Regions from separate parts of the Homo sapiens genome. Here region 1 is linked to region 2. The links are chromatin loops, found by intact Hi-C in ENCODE. Cell type or tissue: PC-3. All regions are shown on one strand. Each heading gives the region's core, and the rest is flanking DNA. Links, peaks and the distances in the headings are about the cores only. Region 1 overlaps SRGAP1 (SLIT-ROBO Rho GTPase activating protein 1). Region 2 overlaps SRGAP1 (SLIT-ROBO Rho GTPase activating protein 1).

Evidence for each region. Peaks named below come from ENCODE experiments on the same cell type or tissue, not always from the same donor. Only the 100,000 strongest peaks of a DNase experiment are listed, where the experiment ranks them.
Region 1: a loop joins it to region 2, with 7 times the contacts of the local background. A loop is called at or near these places in 2 of 110 quality-filtered maps.

What each region holds. Positions count from the first base shown.
Region 1 is chr12:63,861,145-63,864,061 of GRCh38, forward strand. All of the region lies in intron 1 of SRGAP1 (SLIT-ROBO Rho GTPase activating protein 1), which reads left to right. Among named protein-coding and RNA genes, the nearest start is that of SRGAP1, 18 kb to the left of the region's middle. In PC-3, for the core only: no CTCF peak of the experiment used is centred there; a DNase peak (open chromatin) is centred at 1,267; H3K4me3 peaks cover 1,259 bases; H3K27ac peaks cover 2,500 bases.
Region 2 is chr12:63,977,537-63,980,453 of GRCh38, forward strand. All of the region lies in intron 1 of SRGAP1 (SLIT-ROBO Rho GTPase activating protein 1), which reads left to right. Among named protein-coding and RNA genes, the nearest start is that of SRGAP1, 130 kb to the left of the region's middle. In PC-3, for the core only: no CTCF peak of the experiment used is centred there; a DNase peak (open chromatin) is centred at 1,185; H3K27ac peaks cover 1,816 bases.

The DNA of each region.
Region 1 (2,917 bases), core at 270-2,769, 120 kb before region 2:
TCCTCTAAGTACTGCTTTACCTGCATTCTGTAATTTTTTTTTTTTTTTAATAGAGACAGGGATTCACTATGTTACCAAGGCTGGTCTTGAACTCCTGAGCTCAAGCAATCTGCCCAGCTTAGCCTCACAAAGGGATGGTAGGCATATATATATATATATTTTTTTTTTTTTTTGAGGCAAAGTCTTGCTCTGTTGCCCAGGCTGGAGTGCAGTGGCACATTCTCAGCTTACTGCAACCTCCGCCTCCCAGGATCAAGCGATTCTCATACCTCAACCTCTGGAGTAGCTAGGATTATAGGCACCCACCACCATACCCACCAATTTTAGTATTTTCAGTAGAGACAGGGTTTCACCATGTTAGCCAGGCTGGCCTTGAACTCCTGACCTCAAGTGATCTGCCTGCCTCTGCCTCCCAAAGTGCTAGGAATACAGGCATGAACCACTGCACCCAGCCAGGCATAAATTTTTATATGTAGTGTTTTTATCTTTCAGCTCTGTGTATTTTCTAATTTCCATGATTATTATTTCTGTGACTCATGACCTGTTTAAAAATATGTTTTAGGCCAGGAGTGGTGGCTTATTCCGTAATCCCAACACTTTGGGAGGCTGAGATGGGTCAATTGCTTGAGTCCAGGAATTTGAAACCAGCCTGGGCAACATAGTGAGGCACTGTCTCTATAAAAAATTTAAAAATTGGCCTGGCGCAGTGGCTCACGCCTGTAATCCCAGCACTTTGGGAGGATGAGGTGGGTGGATCACCTGAGGTCAGGAGTTTGAGACCAGCCTGGCCGACATGGTAAACCCCGTCTCTGCTAATAACACAAAAATTAGCCAGGTGTGGTGGCGCATGCCTGTAATCCCAGCTACTCAGGAGGCTGAGGCAGGAGAACTGCTTGAACCCAGGAGGAGGAGGTTGCAGTGAGCCGAGATCACGCCACTGCATTCTAGTCTGGGCGATGAGTGAAACTCCATCTCAAAAAAAATTTATACACACACACCTCATGAGTCAAAGAAGAAATTATTATGAAAATTAAAACATTTTTAGAACTTAATTCTTTACATATCAAAACTAGTGAGATGCAGCAAAGGTAGTAGTTTAAGGAAAATTATCCCTTGTGATTCTTTCCTACTCCAAGGCTGGCTGTGGAGACCTATGACACTAGGCCCTGCGGGGGAGGTGCCACCCTGCAGGCTTTTTGGTGTCACAGCCAACTTGGCACAAGACGAGCATTTACAAACATTCCAGCAGTTCTTAAAGCATTAGATGTCACAGTTACTGGACTGTCATTTCTGACTCCCTTCTCAGTTGGTCTGTGGAAGACATGGACTTTTGCCCTTGACTTTTATTATTCTGAAGGTGCGGCTTATGCAAACAGCTCCTTCTCACAGACCTCCAGCAACTAAGATAGAACAAAGGTGTCTGCTTATCTTAAGTCAGACCTTTTTCACTTCTGAAGATATCCAGATTTTAGTCTGGCTGTGAAATTAGCATGTTTTCACCAGTGGAATTCAGCTTTGGAACAGTATTTACCAAGGAGAAGGAGCAGGAAGACATCCGTTTGCTCATCTTGTTTTACATATGTAATGGCGCTGTGTATTTCTTTTGATGTCTTCTCAATGCCGTTCACAAAGTTTTCTTTGAAAGTGATGGCTTTATCCTTCTGCTCATATTGATTACCACAGTTCAAGTACCATTTAGTTGAATTATAATCCTCAAGCACCAGGGGAGATTCCAGAACTCAGTGAATGAGAGATTTGATCATTGCTGCAGGACTGAGTTCTGCCCATTCCCTGTTCTTAGAGGAGAGGTAGGGAAAAAGAGCACCTTTTTAGAAACTTGCACTAGAAAAGGCGAGGAATGTTTTCTTTGGCTGACCCCAGGGCTTGATTAATTTGCTCACCATTTCTTTGGCTGTGACAAGTTTTCACTTTTATTTACTTCATGACAGACAGTGGAGACATTGCTTGATAATGATGCGGCACAGAAAGCTGGTAGGTTTTGAGATTTAGAAAAGAAAATTTGTTAGTTTTTGTGTCTCTTAGAGAAGAGTTTTCTGAGTACAGTATTACAAAAAAGGAATGAATGCCTTTTCAAATGGTTGCTCTTTTCAAAAGGTTGCTCTTTTTTTTTCTTTTTTTTTTTTTTGAGACAGTGTCTTACCTTATCGCCCAGGCTGGAGTGCAGTGGCATGATCTGGGTTCACTGCAACCTCTGCCTCCTGGGTTCAAGCAATTTTCATACCTCAGCCTCCCAAGTAGCTCGGATGACAGGCATGTGCTGCCATGCCTGCCTAATTTTGTGTCTTTAGTAGAGATGGGGTTTCACCATGTTGGCCAGGCTGGTCTCGAACTCCTGGCCTTAAGTGATCTGCCTGCCTTGGCCTCTCAAAGTGCTGGGATTATAGGCGTGAGCCACCGCGCCCAGCCACAGTTGCTCCATTTTTAATTGAACTTCTGTTGCACTTGTATTGACAGTGTTTATGGGAACTCTCAAATGTGTCACCAAAAATCTATATTTGAAAGATTTCCAGACTATTGTTCTAGAGCTAAGTTTTAATTATACACATCTATCTGTATTGTTAAAATAAAAACTTTAAACAAATTAAATTTAACAGAGTTTAATTGAGCAAAGAACAATTTGTGAATTGGGCTGCCTCCCAAGCCAGAGTAATAAGCTCAGAGAGACTCCAGTGCAGCCACATGGTGGAAGATTTATGGACAGAAAAGGGAAAGTGATGTATAGAAAATGGAAGCGAGGTACAGAAACAGGTGGATTGGTTACAGCTCAGCATTTGCCTTATTTGAATACGGTTTGAACCCCCAGCCACCTTTAATTGGCCAAAATTTGGTCACTGGCACAAGAGGAGGTTTTAGTCTGTTTATATTTCCACTAAGGTTTCAGTTTACTATGTCCAGA
Region 2 (2,917 bases), core at 185-2,684:
ACAAATTTATTTTAAGAGTTAGGGCTTCCCTTTCTGAGAGCAATAGCAAGACATTCCTTCATTTCGTCTGTTTCTAGGCAATTCCATTTTATTTGGCAAGTATTAGCAGATTTTTATAGCTGAGAGGAACCATTTTTTCTTTTTTTTTAACAAATTAATTGCAGCAGTTTGAAAAGCACACTCATTTTGTGCATTGTTCTTGTTGGATTATTGGTATTGATTCATTCCGTAGTGATGCTCTGGTAGAACAGAAATGAAATAATAGTCATTTAAAAAAAAACAGTAAATTTTAGCCTCCATTAAAACTGCCATTATGATTATTTAGTAGGTCTTGACCTAGATTTAAATAATGACTGCTTACAGCCTCCTCAGAGATCACATTTTTCCGCCTAAAAGTGGTTGTGCTGTTTTATGCAGTTTTGGGGCATTCATGGTGAAAAGTCTTTCCTAATATTCTATTAGGTAAATCTTTTCTATGCCATTAAGTGCCTTTGGGCTCATGAAATCCTTTTAAAGTGCTTGTCCCCATGTTGGACATTTGACAAAAAGTACCAAAAAGTACTGGGTGTGGAAATAGGAGTTTGTTGCTATTACTGCTATCATCATTATCAGAAAGGTATCAACAACCAACATTTCATGGAATTGTGATATAGCTATCTTTCAATGTATATAACAGCTGTGATGTATTTCACATATCACATGATTTATCATTTCAAAAATGCAATTCAGTGGCTTTTGGCATATGCCAGGTTTTGCGACCAGAGCCACAATCAATTTTTCATCATTTTTATTACCCTATAAAGAAACTTCGCACCCCTTAGCAGCCATTTTTCCCCAACCCTCCCAACTCTAGGCAACCCCTAATCTACTTTCTGTCTCTATAGATTAGTCTATTCTGGACCTTTCATAGGAATGAAATTATAGACTGTGGTTTTTTGTGAGTGGTTTCACTCACTAAAGTTATGTTTTCAAGGTTCATCCATGTTGTAAATAAGTACTTCATTCCTTTTTATGGCTAAACAGTATTGTGTTGTGTGGCTATATCACATTTTATCTCTTTATTAGTTGATACACATTTGAGCTGTTTTCACCTTTCAGCTATTATGAGCAATGCTGCTATTGCACACATTCACGTGCAAGTTTTTGTATGGAAATAGATTTTCATTTCTCTGGAATGTATACCTAGGAGCAGAATGGCTGAGTCATATGGTAACTCTAAGTGTAATCTTTTGAAGAACTGCCAGACTGTTTTCCAAAAGGACTGCATCATTTTACATTTCCACCAGCAATGTGTGAGTTCCAGTTTCTCCACATTGTCTTCCAACACTTTTTTTAAATCTTTTTGATTATAGCCATTCTAGTGAGTGTGAAGTGGCACCCCATTGTGCTTTTGATTTGCATCTCCCTGAAAGCTAATGATATTGAGCAACTTTTCATATGCTACTGGCCATTTGCCATTTGTATATCATCTTGGGAGAAATGTCTGTTGAGACCCTTTGACCTTTTTTTTTTTTTTTTTTTTTTTTGAGATGGAGTCTCTATCACCAGGCTGGAGTGCAGTGGCACGATCTTGGCTTACTGCAACCTCTGCCTGCCAGGTTCAAGCAATTCTCCTCCCTCAGCCTCCCGAGTAGCTGGGACTACAGGTGCACACCACCACGCCCAGCTAATTTTTGTATTTTTAGTAGAGATGGGGTTTCACCATGTTGTCCAGGATGGTCTCGATCTCTTGACCTCATAATCCACCTGCCTCGGCCTCCCAAAGTGCTGGGATTACAGGCGTGAGCCACCGCACCCAGCCTGTCCATTTTTAAAATTGAGATTTTGTTTTTATTGTTGAGTTGTAAGAGTTCTTTGTGTATTCTGTATACAAGTTCCTTATCAGACATATGATTTGTGAATATTTTCTCCCATCTATGGGTTGTCTTTTCACTTTCTTGGTGGTTACTGCCGTGTATCTTGTAACCTACTTACCCTTCAATGCATTATGTTTTCCACACTCTTCCAGTCTGAGTCAGTTTCTGCTCCTCTTTCCATAGCTTCCTGTTGCACTTCATTGTTATGGCAGTGAACAGAGTGTAAATGATTGGTTTAGGATTTGTCTTCCTAACAAGAAGGACCTGTGTCTTACAAACCTTTGTATCTCCAGTGCCTAGGACACTGCCTAACACAAAATGGAAACTCAATAATTGCTTGTTCACCTAAACTAAAATGAACCTTGAGTCTAAAAAAAATGATTCAGGTCAATACTAACCTAAAAACGCCTCTAAAAAGGGGTGGGAGCCTTAATAGACTGTCAGAGAATCTAGGGGTAGGAAGGAAGCTGCAATGTCTTATGCAGAAATAAGGCTCACAGTTTTTCTCAAACTCACCCCTTGCACTTACGCTTTCACCACTTCCAGCTTTAATGTTCTGTAGTTCCCATGATGACAGTGGTGCCTCTAGCTGCAGCCGCCTGCGGCCCCATGGCAGGATTCATGCAGTGTGGGGCCGAGTGCACCATGGGCTTCCTTGATTTGTTCTTTTTTGTTTGAGACAGGGTGTCACTCTGTTGTCCGGGCTGGAGTGCCAGTGGCGTGATCACAACTCCACTATTGCCTCAAGCTCTAGGGCTCAAGCGATCCTTGCACCTCAGCCTCCTGGGTAGTTGGGATTGCAGGCATGCACCACCACAACCAGCTAATTTCTAATTTTTTGTGTGGAGATAGGGTCTCCCTATCTTGCCCAGGCTGATTTCAAACATTTGAGCTCAAGCGATCTACCTGCCTTGGCCTCCCAAAGTGTTGGGATTACATCCATGAGCCAGTCTGCATGGCCCTTTGATCTGTTCCGAGCAGCAGACACAAATTTATGCGACCAATCATTTATTTTACTCTTTAAGGTAAATTCTTAAAATTCTTTAAATTCTTTGGTGCTG